Regions from separate parts of the Homo sapiens genome. Here region 1 is linked to region 2. Evidence: chromatin contacts called from ENCODE Hi-C or POLR2A ChIA-PET data. All regions are on one chromosome and are shown on one strand. Each heading gives the region's core, a stretch centred on a gene start or an enhancer-like site at or near the end of the contact. The rest is flanking DNA. Distances are from core to core; before and after follow the strand shown.

The links. A loop is a pair of places that touch in the nucleus more often than their neighbours do. ChIA-PET counts read pairs that join two places held with the same protein, here RNA polymerase II (POLR2A). Pooled maps may share reads with other maps.
Region 1: a loop to region 2 is called in a pooled map, with 3 times the contacts of the local background. The contact joins the enhancer-like site here to the promoter of ANLN in region 2. A Hi-C loop is called at or near these places in 1 of 168 maps with a recorded cell type or tissue (naive thymus-derived CD4-positive, alpha-beta T cell) and 9 of 50 pooled maps. POLR2A ChIA-PET finds 5 or more read pairs at or near these places in 1 of 52 experiments (activated naive CD4-positive, alpha-beta T cell).

The regions. Positions count from the first base shown.
Region 1 is chr7:36,664,584-36,672,010 of GRCh38, forward strand. The region is part of intron 3 of AOAH (acyloxyacyl hydrolase); the gene reads right to left. Among named protein-coding and RNA genes, the nearest start is that of AOAH, 56 kb to the right of the region's middle. Within about 2 kb of position 5,173, at least 3 of the 41 ENCODE cell types and tissues checked have a DNase peak (open chromatin) inside an H3K27ac peak, as active enhancers do.
Region 2 is chr7:36,385,702-36,393,048 of GRCh38, forward strand. It overlaps ANLN (anillin, actin binding protein), which reads left to right and starts at 4,161. Exons shown (of 24, transcript NM_018685.5): 1 at 4,161-4,343. The coding sequence starts at 4,326. It also overlaps a transcript of MATCAP2 not described here. RefSeq lists enhancers at 3,806-4,396, 4,397-4,987 and a silencer at 3,806-4,215.

The DNA.
Region 1 (7,427 bases), core at 3,923-6,422, 280 kb after region 2:
GTCGACCATTCTTGATCTTTTGCCTCTCCATATAAACTTTAGAATCAATGTGTCAATATCTATAAAATAATTTGCTGGGATTCAGATTGATATTGCATTGAATCTACATGTGTTAGGCTGTTTTGCATTGCCATAAAAAAATACTTGAGGCTGGGCAATTTATAAAGAAAAGAGGTTTACTTGGCTCACTGTTCTGCAGGCTGTACAAGCATGGCTCCAGCATCTCCTTTGAGTGAGGCCTCAGGAAGCTTTCAATCATGGTGGAAGGAAAAGGGTGAGTGGGAAGTATCACATGAAGAATGAAGAGAGCAGGAGTGAGAGAGTGAGGGGGAAAGTACCACACTCTTTTCAACAAACAAATCTCATGTGAACTCAGAGCACGAAGTCGCTCATTACCAAGGGGATGACACTAAACCCTTCATGAGGAATCTGCCCCCATTATCTAATACCTCCTACTAGGCCCTACCTCCAGCATGAGAAGTCACATTTCAACATGAGATATGGAGGGGACAAACATCCAAACAATATCACTACAGATCCAATTGGGAAGAAGTGACATCTTGACAGTATTGATTCCCTCTATTCATGAACATGGAACACCTTTTCATTTATCTAGTTATTTAATTTATTTCAATAAAGTGTTGTAGTTTTCCTCATATAGATCTTGCACATATTTTGTTAGATTTACACATAAGTATTTTATTTCTAGAGGTGATAATGTAAATGGTATCCTGTGTTTGATTTCAAATTCCACTTGTTCATTGTTGATATATAGGAAAGTGGTTCACTTTGTATATTAACTTTGTGTCCTGCAACCTTGCTATAATTGCTTATTAGTTCTAGAATTTTTTTTTTTTTTTGCCGATTCTTTTGGATTTTCCACATAGACAATCATGTCACCTGAGAACAAAGTTAGTTTTATTTCTTTCTTCTCAACCAGTAGACTTTTTATTTCCTCTCCCTCTTATTGCATTAGCTAGGACTTTCAGTACAATGTTGAAAAGAGTGGTGAGAGAAGCATCCTTGCCTTGTTCCTCATACTAGTGGGAAAGCTTCTAGTTCTCAGCATGAAGTATGATGTTCATTGTAGTCTTTTTGTAGATATTCTTTATCCAGTTGAGAAAGTTTCTCTCTAGTTATTTCTAGTTTACTGAGAGTTTTTTTTAAATCACAAATGAATATTGGATTTTGTTAAATGCTTTTTCTGTGTCTATTAATATAATCATGAGATTTTTCTTTTTGAGCCTGTTGATACGATGGATTACAATATTTGATTTTTGAATGTTGAACCAGTCTTGTATATTTAGGATAAATCTCACTAGTTGTAGCGTATAATTCTTTTTAAACATTTTTTATTTGATTTGCTAATATTTTGCCGAGGATTTTCCAATCTATATTCATGAGAGATATTGGTCTGTAGTTTTCTTTTCTTGTAATGTCTTTGTCTGGTTTTGGTATTAGGATGATGCTGACCTCATAGAATGAGTTAGGAAGTATTCTCTTAGCTTCTATCTTCTGAAATAGATTATAGAGACTTGGTATACCTTCTTTCCCAAATATTTGGTAGAATCTACCAGTGAATCTATCAGGGCTTCGTGTTTTTTGTTTTGGTAGATTATTAAATATTGATCCAATTTCTTTAATAGATATAGGCCTATTCAGATTGTCTATTTCTTCTTGTGTGTTTTGGCAGTTTGCGTCTTTCAAGGAATTGGCCCATTTCCTCTAGACTATCAAATTTGTGGGCATAGAATTATTCATAATATTTCTTGATTATCTTTTTAATATCTGTGGGATTTGTAGTGATGTCTTCTCTTTCAGTTCTGATATCAGTAGTTTGTGTTATCCCTCTTTTCCTTAGTTAGGCTGGCTAGAGGCTTATCAATTTTACTGATATTTTCAAAAAATCTAGCTTTTGGTTTAATTTTCTATTAATTTTCTATTTCTATATTAAATTTCTATTGATTTCCTATGGTCAATTTCCTTGTTTTCTGCTCAGATTTTTATTATTTATCTTGTGTTTACTTTGGATTTACTTTGCTCTTCATTTTCTAGTTTCTTAAGGTAGAAGCTTAGATGACTCATTTTAGGTTTTTATGTTTTTCTAATATAGTCATTCAATGCTACAAATTTCTGTTTAAGCACTGCTTTCACTTCATCACACGAATTTTGATAAGTTTTATTTTCAATTTTATTTAGTTCAAAATACCTTAAAATTTCTTTTGAGATTTCTTCTTAGGTTCATATGTTATTTAGAAGTGTTTAATCTCCATGTATTTTGTGATTTCTAGTTCTCTTTCTTTTACTGATTTCTAGTTTAATACCAATGTTATCTGACAGCAGACATTATATAATTTCTATTCTTTTAAATTAAAATGTGTTTTATGTCTCAGAATGTAATGTATCTTGGTGAATGTTTCATGTGAACTTGAGAAGAATGTGTATTCTGCTGTTGTTGGATAAAACAGTCCTTAAATGTCAATTATATCTGGTTGATTGATAGTGTTGTTGAGTTCAACTACAGTAGTCCCCCCTTATCTGAAGTTTTAATCTCCATGGTTTCAGTTATTTGTGGTCAACTGTAGTCCAAAAGTATTAAATAAAAAACTCCAGAAAGAAACAACTCATAAATTTTAAATTGCATGCTGTTTTCAGTAGTGTGATGAAATCTTGCACCATCCCACTCCATCTCACCTGGGATGTGAATTGTTCCTTTGTTCAGCATACCCATGCTGTATACACTATCTACTTGTCAGTCACTCAGTAGCCTTCTCAGTTACCGGATTGATTGTCACCATCTCACAGTGCTTATGTTCAAGTAACCCTTATTTTACTTGATAACAGCCCCAAGGCACAAGGGTACTGTGCCTAATTTATAAATTAAACTTTGTCATAGATATGGGTGTATAGGAAAAAACATAGTATATATAGGATTTGGTAACTTTTATCCATGGTTTCAGGCATCCACTGGTGGTCTTGGAACATATTTCTCACAGATAAGGGAAGATTACCATATGTCTTTACTGATTTTCTGTTGGCTGGATCTGTCCGTTTCTGATAGAGGGATGTTGAAGTCTCCAACTACAATAATAGATTCATCTATTTATCCTTGCAGTTCCATCAGTTTTTGCCTCCCATATTTTGATGCTCTGTTTTTGGTGCATACATATTAAGAATTTTTGTCTTATTGGAGAACTGACCACTTTATCATTATGTAACTCTTATCCCTTTATCCCTGATAACTTTCCTCACTTTGAAGTATGTTCTGTTTCAAATTAACATGGCTGCTCTTTCTTTTGATTAATGCTAGCATGGTATAGCTTTCTCTATCTCCTTTTAATCTATATTTATCTTTATATTTAAAGTGAGTTTCTTGCTAGACAGCATATAATTGAGTCTAATTTTTTGATCCACTCTGACAATTTCTGTTTCTTAGTTGGTGCATTTAAACCATTGACAGTCAAAATGATTATTGATATAGTTAATACCTACCATATTTGTTACTGTTTTTTATTTGTTACCGTTGTTCTTTGTTTTTATTTTTGTTTTCTACTCTTTTTCATTTCTCCCCTGCTCCCTCACTCCTACCATCAGAAACATGAGAGGTTTTTGTGTGTGTGTGTGTGTCTCTAATAACTACTATGAGAAATCAGTTGAACTCTTGGAGGTAAAACTCACAAAAGAGTGGGTGGGCACACCCCTATGACTTGGTTCCCCTGGAATTTTTAACACAGTCTTGTCTACGTCTAGCTCCAGCAATTTGTCTATTACAGTACAGATTATCTTTCTTTAATGCTGGCTCCTGTGGCAATTTTTGCCCTGGAAAGTTGTGATTCTCTGTATCCACCTGTTTCTCCCCACTTTCGGAGGCAGCTGCTTGCCCAATAATCTTACTTCTTTTGTTGTTTGTTTGATTTCTTGGAGGCAGAGTCTCCCCCTGTCACCCAGGCTGTAGTGCAATGGCGCTATCTCAGCTCACTGCAACCTTCGCCTCCTGGGTTCAAGTGATTCTAATGCCTCAGGTTCTAGAGTAGCTGGGATTAGAGAGGTGCACCGCCACCCCCGGCTAATTTTTGTATTTCTAGTAGAGACGGGGTTTCACTATGTTGGCCAAAGTGGTCTTAAACTCCTGGACTCAAGTGATCCACCTGCCTTGGCCTCCCAAAGTGTTGGGATTACAGGCGTGAGCCATCACACCCAGCCCTGATCTTACTTCTCTTAAAGATCTATGAAGTATTGTTGGTTTTTCAGTTTGTTCAGCTTTTTAACCTGCTGTTAGAACAGAGTGGTGACTTTCAAACTTCATAATGTTGAACCTATCACATTTTCATTTACTTCCTTTTACTACCTTTACAGCTATAGAAGTGTACAGAGTGCAGCATGCAGGAAGGGCAGGGCTTCAACACTTTGGCATAGCCAGCTAATTGATTGCTTGAATTAGAATCATGGTAGAATTACAGTCGATGATGATGACCATCGTTATCATCATAAATCTAAAGAGGAGCAAGGATGACCACATGGCAGAGTAACAGAGCCTGTGGCAGGGTTAGGGGAATAGAGCCTTTTTCACTTGAAAGTGCTCATATTTAGACCTGTGACATTACTTTCAAAGGAGGTTTTATATACAAATTGTAGTCACAGAGATCCCCCAGCAGAACTGGAAGATCTTCTTCATATAACTTAATACTTTTATCTTGTTTCTAGGTCACATCCTTTATAGTGTACTAGAATTTAATTATTTCTATAAATCTTGTAATTATCTTGGGAATAACAGAATTATATTCCCCCCCCACCTTTTTTTTTTTTTTTTTTTAATTTAAATGGAGTCTTTCTCTGTTGCCCAGGCTGGAGTGCAGTGGCATGATTTTGGCTCATTGCAACCTCCACCTCCTGGGTTCAAGTGATTCTTCTGCCTCAGCCTCCTGAGTAGCTGAGATTACAGGCACTCACCACCATGCCTGGCTAATTTTTATAGTTTTAGTAAAGATGGGGTTTCACCATGTTGGTTAGGTTGATCTCAAACTCCTGACCTCAAGTGATCCACCCGCCTCAGCCTCCCAAAGTGCTGGGATTACAGGCATGAGTCACAGAGTGCAGTGGCTCTGCCCTGTATTTTTAATGCCTCTCCCAAAGCCATTAATTACATCTAAGGTATACCATAATTGTTATCAATTCTGTTTTGCATTTTTTTCTTAAAACTGTTAGTAGTTTATGCCTGTCCTGATCTCAGAGAGCTCCTGGGCTTAGGACATAAGAATTTGTGATTTAGAGAGAAGCATAAATAGATACCAGAAAGCAACACAGCCAGACAGAGACCAGAGTCAGGCTTGCTACAGGAATGGAGAGAGCAATGGCGGTCTGAGACACACAGAGGGGACCCAGCTGTGTCACTGGCTGGGATTGAGCTGCCCCCTGAAGTAGCTCCTCCCTGCATGACTCAGGTTCTTAGGGGAACCCCTGAGTTCTCAGGTATCCTTTTTTTGTTTTTTTTTTTTAACATCTTGTGGCTCTGCCTGTAGGAAGGAAATGTAATTGCTGCACAATTAGTCCATGAATTATTGAGAACTGAGTGGTGTGAAATAATAAGGAAGGATGCCCTTTGGGTTAGAAAATACATTTAATATTGGAAGACTGATATTCAAGTAAAACTAAATCATGAGGTTGTCATTTTCAGGCTCTCCATCAATCTCGAGCTGTGTCTGATGGCTTAAAACAAGCTGTATGAAGAACATGCCCAATGAGGAAACATTTCTATCAGCTCACAACTAATACACATAGGAAATTATGGACAAACAAAACACATGGTGGACAGAACCACGAAGGTGGGATCAGACATCTGTTATTTATTCATTTATTACATCTGTGGTTCTTCAAAAGTGGCCCACCTCATGCTAGCGAGAATTAGTCTCTTTATTAGAAAGAAAAATGTGATTCGGGCTGGAGTGCAGTGGCGTCATCTCAGCTCACTGCAACCTCGGTCTCCAGGGCTCAAGCGATTCCCCTGCCTCAAGCTCCCGAGTAGCTGGGACTACAGGCGCGCGCCACCACACCCGGCTAATTTTTTTTGTATTTTAGTAGAGACAGGGTTTCACCATGTTGGCCAGGATGCTCTCGATCTCCTGACCTCGTGATCCGCCCGCCTTGGCCTCCCAAAGTGCTGAGATTACAGGCGTGAGCCACCGCGCCCGGCCCGCTGGTCCCATTCTTTCTCCATACCTATGCCCGCTTGTCTCTTGTACAGTTCACATGCTGTACAGTTTGCATCTGCAGTGATGAGTATTGTGTCTGTCCTTTCTCTGATCCTTGTGCTTCACTGGTTCTCACACTCACCACTCTATAGCCAGGTACAGAAGAGCAAGTTGTGTCTGAATTACCCAGGCCACTTCTCGGTAACTCCCAGCACACTGCTGTTGGGAGCTGCTCTCTGGCACCCCCTTTTGGACATTTGCATGTATTGCCCCCTTTGAGTTCTGGGACTTTTCAGCTTGCTGATCTGGTTCCCTGATCTAGGCTCCTACTAGGTGTATAAATAGATTCATCAAATAGACGAAAAGGGTTTCTTTTTTTTACTGTTTTCATACTTTTAAAAGGCTTTCTTCACAGCAATCTAGTCATGGCTCATCTGTAATCATACTTTTTTTAAAAAAATTTATTAATTCAACAAACACTTATTGAAGACTTTCCATGCTTAAGTATTACACCTGGGCCTGGAGATACAAAGCTCTCTCCTTTTCCCCCCAACTCTTCCTACCTCTTTTTCTTACTTTCTTTTTTACTTTCATAAACATATAGTCAGTATTTTGCTAAGTACCTGCAGATAGATGCAAAGATGAATAAAATGTAGTCCTAGCCCTCAAACTGTTTTCCATCTAGATAGCAGCTTAGAAAAGTAAATGGATAATTCAGTTACAAACAGCTGTGGTAAATGCCATGCTACGGGCTTGCACAGGGTATTAGGAAAATGCGTGCATGCTCATGAATGTACATGTCTGTATGAGTGTGCATGTGCTCATGCGTGTGTGTGTATGTGTGTGTGCGTGTGTGCATCTGTGTGTGTGCACGTGTTTGTGTGTGTGTGTGTGTGTGCCTGTTTGCCTGTGTGTATAGGAGTGGGTTCATAAGATTTGTTTGGGGTAGAGGTAGGGGGTAGAGGTTTTGGATGTGCCAAGCTGAGTGAACATCTCGTACAAAGATCCTGAGGCAGAAACCTCCTGGTGTGTGGGGAGACTACAAGTGGTTTGAAGTGTAGTGTGCTATGGAGTGGCAAGGGGTGAGTCTGGAAATGCCCTCAGAAACCAGTTCCTGATGAGCCTTGTGTATGGGGCTAGGAGTCCTCCAGAGGATGTGAAGACTTCGAATAATTTTACGTTAAGGGAGTACCATAGTTAGGTTTGCATTAAAACATACTAGTCTAGCTATAATGTAGA
Region 2 (7,347 bases), core at 2,911-5,410:
CTTGAGGCCAGGAATTTGAAGCTGCAGTGAGCTGTGATCGTGCCACTGCACTCCAGCCTGGGTGACAGAGCAAGACCCTATTTCAAAAAATAAAATAAAATAAAATAAAATAAAATAAAATAAAATAAAATAAAATAAAATAAAATAAAATAAGATAAAGAAAGAACTGTTGGGTAGGCGCAGTGGCTCATGCCTATAATCCCAGCACTTTGGGAGGTCTAGTTGGGTGGATCACTTGTGGCCAGGAATTCGAGACTAGCCTGGCCAACATGGGGAAACCCCAACTCTACTAAAAACACAAAAATTAGCCAGATTTGGTGGCATATGCCTGTTGTCCCAGCTACTTGGGAGGCTGAGGCAGGAGAATCGCTTGAACCCGGGAGGCAGAGGTTGTAGTCAGCCGAGATCAGGCCACTGCACTCCAGCCTTGGCGAAAGAGCGAGACCCTGTCTCGGGAAAAAAAAAAAGAAAAGTTGATATATGATAAAAGTGGCATTACAGGTCAATGAGAGAAAGGATGGACAATTTAATAACTGCTGCTAAGACAACTGGTTATCCATACAAAAAACAAGATCAATCCAGATAGTTTAAAGACAAAAGCATGAAAAGCCATACTTTAAAATATTTAGAAGAAAGTACAGCAGAACATCTTTATTATCTCAGGGTATGGAAGGATTTCTTAAGGCATAAAAAACACAAATCCTAAAGGAAAATATATATGGTATATGTGTATGTGTATGTGTGTATGTGTGTGTGTGTGTGTGTGTGTGTATCATTAGTTATATTAAACATTTCTGTACATCTGAAACATCATAAAGTAAAAAGACAAGCCACAAACCAAAAAATTGGCAAGCCGAAAAACCAACCAAGTTTATTTTCCCAGAAAATAGTAAACAACCAACAAAAACCCTATAAATCCATAAGAAAAAGGCAAATAATTGCACAGAAAAATGGGCAAGGATATAAAGTTGAAAATCACAGAAAAAGAAAATTGAAAGTCCAATAAATAAAAAATCATGTTCACCTTCACTAGTGATAAGAGAAAGGCACTCAAACAAGAATGGCAAAATTTAAAATGTATCCACATATTGGGGAGGAACTAGAGCAGCAGCCAGGGGCATATACTACTGACTGGAGTATCATTTGTTATGACCATTTTGAAGAGCAGTTTATTTTTAATATCTGGTAATAATATTCCTAGGTATATTGCTCTAGAGAAAGTTTTGCATGTGCATATAAAGGATAGTCATGGCATCATGGGGTCTTTGGAATGAAAAACTGGAAATAAGCTAAATGTCCATTAACAGGATAATGGGTACATAAATTACAAGTATATTTGTATAATAAAATTTAGCAGTGAACATGAATGAAATGCAGCTACAGTTATTAGTGAGGATAAATCCCATAAAGATATTATTGGGCCAGAAAAAGTTGCAGAAAGACTTACATTCTGCAAATAAAATTTATATATAAAACACTAGATATTGTTATGGATATATATGTAGATGTGATAAAAGTATACATATTTCTATGGGAATGATAAACATCAAATCAAGATAGTTTTACCCTGGAAGAGTGGGAAGATGAATGAGAATAGGAAGGGACACACAGGAGACTTCAATTACATGTGGGATGTTTTGTATTTTTTTAAGCTAGGTGGCTGGTATATGGTTATGTTTTATTATTCACATTTTTATTGTATTTCATAACATAATTTTTTTGTTTTCAAATTTTTTTATTTGTTATATAACACAATTTTTAAAAAGATAAAAGTCATTCTAGCCTAGAAACTGAAGAATGAACTACCGGGGGTTAAGAATGAAAGGAGGTATAGTAGGAGACAATTGTAATACCCTAGGAGAGTAGACTTGAATATCTACCGTAGTTTCTGGCACATAGTAGGTGTTTCAGTCTTAGGAGTTATTTAATTGTGATGGTTGCCATTATCACTATCATCATCATTATCAAGGTAGAAACCAAAGACATAGTGGGATGGTGAGGGAAGATACACTAAATGTTGTGAGTAGCTATCTTATGCTAGGTGCTTTACCTCTTTTAGTCTTAACTAGAATCTAGTTGAGGTAGATACAAAGAAACTAAGGCTCATAGAAGTGATAGCCAGAAGGCACAACGGCTACATAAATTTCTAATGACTCATTTTCCAACGTTGTTTAAAACACGCATACACACACAGACACGCCCCAAATACATACACACCTTTCTTGTCACACTTGAAAAAAATGGAAGTATCTTTTTCCTTTGTTCATAAGTAACACATTCTGGGTTAAATATTAATAATTCCATATACTACACACTCGGACAGTGTCTTATTACTTATTATGAAATATTTTTGGATTATGTCTCTCCATTTTTCATCTGCCCCTCCTAACAACTCTGAGGAAATCAGGGCAGATGATTATTCCTGTTACACAGATAAGTAAACTAAAATACAAACAGGCTAAATCAGAAGTTCTTGTCCTGGTGTCCATGAACTTCACAAAATCCTGTTAAATAGTTTATGATTAAATGGTCATTTTTCTAGGTAGAGGGTCAGTTTTAACATATTTCCAAAGGAGTCCATGACTCCCCACAAAGGTTAAAAAAAAAAAAAACCCATGGGTTAACCGATTTGGCTAACTGGGTGGAGCCCTGACCCCAAGCAATATTTCCCTTACCTCTTGCCGTGATTTCAGTCACGTACAATTTATCATACAAAAATTCAAATTAAAAATATTAGTAAATTCTTTTTGTAATGTTGATTGACTGCTAAGATGGACATATTATTAAACATATTGAAACCACTCAGTTGGGAGGAATAGTTCTGTTTTGTTCAGCTCATGGACAGTCACTCTTAACTTTTCAGATGAACAAATCAAGAACTGTCATCTTTACCTGCACAGACTTGTTATAGAAGAAATGAATCTGATACAGAAATTATGTAACCTATCTTACAATTTGGAGTACTCTACAAAGAATAAGCAGGAGACACAGCCTTAGCTAGTGTGGAAAACGGGTCATGAGCTGAGAACAGGGTTTTCATTTCTTTGGACCAGTTTCTTTAACGTTTTCGGGTGTCCCTTCTCTCGGCAGTAAAAGGAAGGATTGAACTAGATAGAGGGCTTGTCAGAATTCCTCCCGCTCTAACACTGTACACAGTTGGATGGAATTTAAAATAAAAAATTGTGCATGAACGCTTCACACAGTCTGTTAATTTTAGCTTTATTTCATTGGCTTAGAGTGTCGGGGACCCACCGGAACTGGCTTTTCTGAGGGCCAGGCCTGCAGTCCCCCTTTTGGGGACTAGGAGTTGGGTGTGACCTAGGAAACAAAGCTACTGAAGGCCAACGGGCTAGCAGCACCTGAAACACAAGGGCTCTTTGTCTGGCTCTGTAGCCCAGGCTGGAATGCAGTGGTGTGATCTCTGCTCACTGCAACCTCCACCTCCCGGGTCCCAGTTCAAGCAATTCTCCTGCCTCAGCCTCCCGAGTAGCTGGGATTAGAGGCACGCGCCACCATGCCTATCTAATTTTTTTGTATTTTTAGTAGAGACGGGGTTTCACCATGTTGGCAAGGCTGGTCTTGAACTCCTGACCTCGTGATCTGCCCGCCTCGGCCTCCCACAGTGCTGGGATTATGTCCTGCCAACACAAGGGCTCTTAATCCTTTTTTTTTCTTTTTTGAGGCAGGGTCTCACTCTGCCGCCCAGGCTGGAGTGCAGTAGTGAGATCGCAGCTCACTGCAGCCATGACCTCCTGGGCTCAAGCGATCCTCCAGCCTCAGCCTCCCCAAATGCTGGGATTATAAGCATGCGCCACTACTCCCGGCCTTAATACTTTATTTAGGAATGAAGGAAGGCGGGAACACCCAAACGCGGTTGGTGTGAAGCAATCGCCTTAAAGCTGAGGGGAATGTGTGGTTGTTGGGGGTGGAGCCAGGAACCCGACGCCGTTGGAGAGCAGGAAGCGCCCCGCTGCCCGCCTCCACCCCGCGGCGAGGGCTGGGAGGGGGCCGGGAAGGAGGCGGGGCCGCCCCTGGGAACCACCCGGCCCGGCGCGGCCACGTGACCGAGCGCAGGGGCGGGGAGAGGGCGCCCCGGCTCCGCCCAGCGCGCATGCTCGCGGCTCGGCGCTGAAATTCAAATTTGAACGGCTGCAGAGGCCGAGTCCGTCACTGGAAGCCGAGAGGAGAGGACAGCTGGTTGTGGGAGAGTTCCCCCGCCTCAGACTCCTGGTTTTTTCCAGGAGACACACTGAGCTGAGACTCACTTTTCTCTTCCTGAATTTGAACCACCGTTTCCATCGTCTCGTAGTCCGACGCCTGGGGCGATGGATCCGTTTACGGAGGTGAGTGAGTTTGCGGGTGCAGCCAGCCATGACCCACCGCTCTAGGCCCCCACCCACCTTCCTCTGTCAACCTCTGGGCGAACCCCCACCGGGCGGAGGGCGCGTGTGTGCGCGCGTGCGCAGTGTGTGCGGGCCGGGGTCGCCGCGGCTGCGGCCTGCTGTGGTTGGTGGGTTCCTCTGAGATTTTGTTGTTTCGGTCCTACAGATAAAACTCAGGGAGGAAGGCTTTGAGTCTGTCCTAAAAGGCTGTTGCGAGAGGTCTTTCAGCCCCCGTTTTTACCATGTCCCTCTGCAGTCCTGGCGCAGCAAGAGTGAGGCGCAGGCCTGCGGAACGGGTCCTGCTGGAAGCAGCTGGAATGCCCTGCAGGGCGGGGTCCGGGGCCGGTGACTCAGTGCGGCTGCCGCCGGGAAAGGCAGTAGGATGTGTGATTTGCGGAGTTCACGCAGCCCGCAGGGGAGATGCTAATGAAATGACAGCAAAACGTTAAAATAAGCAGGTGCTAGAAACCACTGCATTCGTTCATAAAAAGCCAGTAGTTCCTTGAGATCCCATTGTTCAGCTAACTAACGAAGAAGTTCATACCCGGGACTGACCATTTTAATTGAAACAATGCAAGTGTACCGAGCAAAACTATCAGCTCACGATTTTAGAGCAAAGAAATAAACTTTTCGGTGTTTCTGGGGCATATCATTACAGTACTTATTTCATCTTTTGTTCCTTTGAGATTGCATATGGGTTACATGGTTATTGTGTCGATTTCTCTAGTTTTAGCTTTTGTGGAGAATGTGCGTTGTCACATTCAGGAGTGTTTTGTTGCCAGTTGTCCACTCTCTTTTATTCCAGGACAGTTCCTCTTTCTTTAGGCTGTTGTGCAAATTTCAAACTGTTAGTTTTTGAGTGTTGCAAAGTGGACCTAAAACTGTTTACACTGATTCAAAAACTTAAATGCTGTGAAGAGTGGTAATTCTTTCGGGGAGATGTAATTATAATTCTATAAGTTATGTATGAGATATTAATTACAGATTTCAGCAATTAGAGTTTACTTATATTCAAGCATGACATAATCTATTTTTCTGTTTCAAATTCTTAATCATCTTGGGACAAATACATCAATTTTTTTCACCTTCCTTAAAGGTTCTAATAGAAAAATCTAGAGCCTATTTTTGTATTAGCCTTAAAATAGGGCTGGTCATGCACCAAGTATCTTTCACTTACACTGAGGTCGAAAAGCGTGTATTTATTTTATCTAAACTAGAATACGATTCCTTAAAACATTAGCCCTATGTGTCTTCCTAAGTAACAGACAGGAACAAAGCATTTTTAAGTTGGCTGAAAATTGCACTTCATTTTACTTAAAAATGTCATTCTGAAGGTAGTACAAATCTCAACTGAAAGAAACTTTACCTGTTTAGATCGTTTTAGGATGTGCTCAGAAATATGTATGGTTTATATTATGAAAAGTTAGATCACTTGCAGTTGGAAAAACAGCTTAGACGTCTTTTCCTTAATAGGTAATGAATGAACTACTTGAATTGATTCCAACTCTTGGGTGCTTAATTATAGCATTCATAACATTTGCACAGTGAAATGAGCTACTGGTACAGTTGTCTATCAACTGAAAGTCAGTATAAAATGACTCTCTCAACCAGGGTTTCCTCTCAGAACCATGGTACACAGGAAAATTGAGAGACTATTTTCTCAATTCTCCCAAGGATAATTCAATGCCACCCTACAAACATAGGAAATAAGTCTATCATATTAACGCCAGCGTATTAGGGCTTAATTATTTTGGTAACTCCAGTTGAGAAAGGTTACAATCATGGTAAACTCTCTTTTCCTCAAACAAGACTGTTCTGCATTGGTCTTCCTCCCTGTGGTCGCTGATACTGTTCTGGCACTCTTTTTTTTTTTAAGACGGAGTCTCGCAGTGTCGCCCAGGTGACAAAACCATAAACTCACTACTCATAACGTCAAGAGTTTGAAGCTCTACTCACAGGTGATAGTCATCCCAGTACAAGAATACTACAAAGAAACCCAGAGTGAAGTGTACCAATCCAGAACTTTCTTTATAAAAACCTTAAAAGAGAAAAAGCTATAATTAAAATACTTCACAGAAGCATATTTTATTGTAGACGCTTTAGATCCTTTTATGTCTGCAGGCTGCATATAAATAAGTATGCAAATAAACATGCCACTACCATTTTTAGTGGAATTTCTCTTATTTTCCAGAATTAAATGAAGTTCCCTGGGGAAGAGCTGCTAGAGCATATTGAAAATAATAAGAAGTTAATTTATATTGAGTCTACTGTGTTAAAGAAGGCAAGGAAATTAGTAAAATCTCCTAGAAAAATTTGTCAGAGATGACTTTGGGGTGTATGTGGCAAAAGTTGTTCAGGGACTATAAGCTTCAGTTACCTGAGATTCATACATGTGGGCTATCCTACTTCTTGAATATGTTATTGCAGTGGTTTTTTTTTTTTTTTAATGCCTACACTGTTTGAGAAAGGTGTGATATTTCAAGGAATATACCTTGTATTTAAAAGAGTTTTAAAATTCCTGATATACTATTATAAGGAACGGCTACTTACATTTATTGAGCTATTGAGTTTATATATTTAAGATATATAATTTCTTTTAATTTAATAACCTTTGGTGTTTATAGCTTTACTTCACAGATTAGGGATCTTTTTTTGTGTATCTATTTAATTTTTTTTTAATCTGGGAATTTTTGAATCTAATGTAAGCAATAGAACATTCATATACGTTTGAATGACAAAATCACATTCTTTTGTTGTGACCTACTGCTCATGGTAACTGAAGCTGTACTGACTCACAAATGTTCTAACTGACCAGAATGGAATGTGGGCATGTCCACGAATGAATATAATTAGGCTAGTGTTGTATCTGGGAAGTGAGAGATATAGCAATTGAAAAATTACAAATTTATTAATTTAGAAAGGAGACATTATTTCTTTTTTCTTTTTTCGTTTTTTTTTTTGAGTC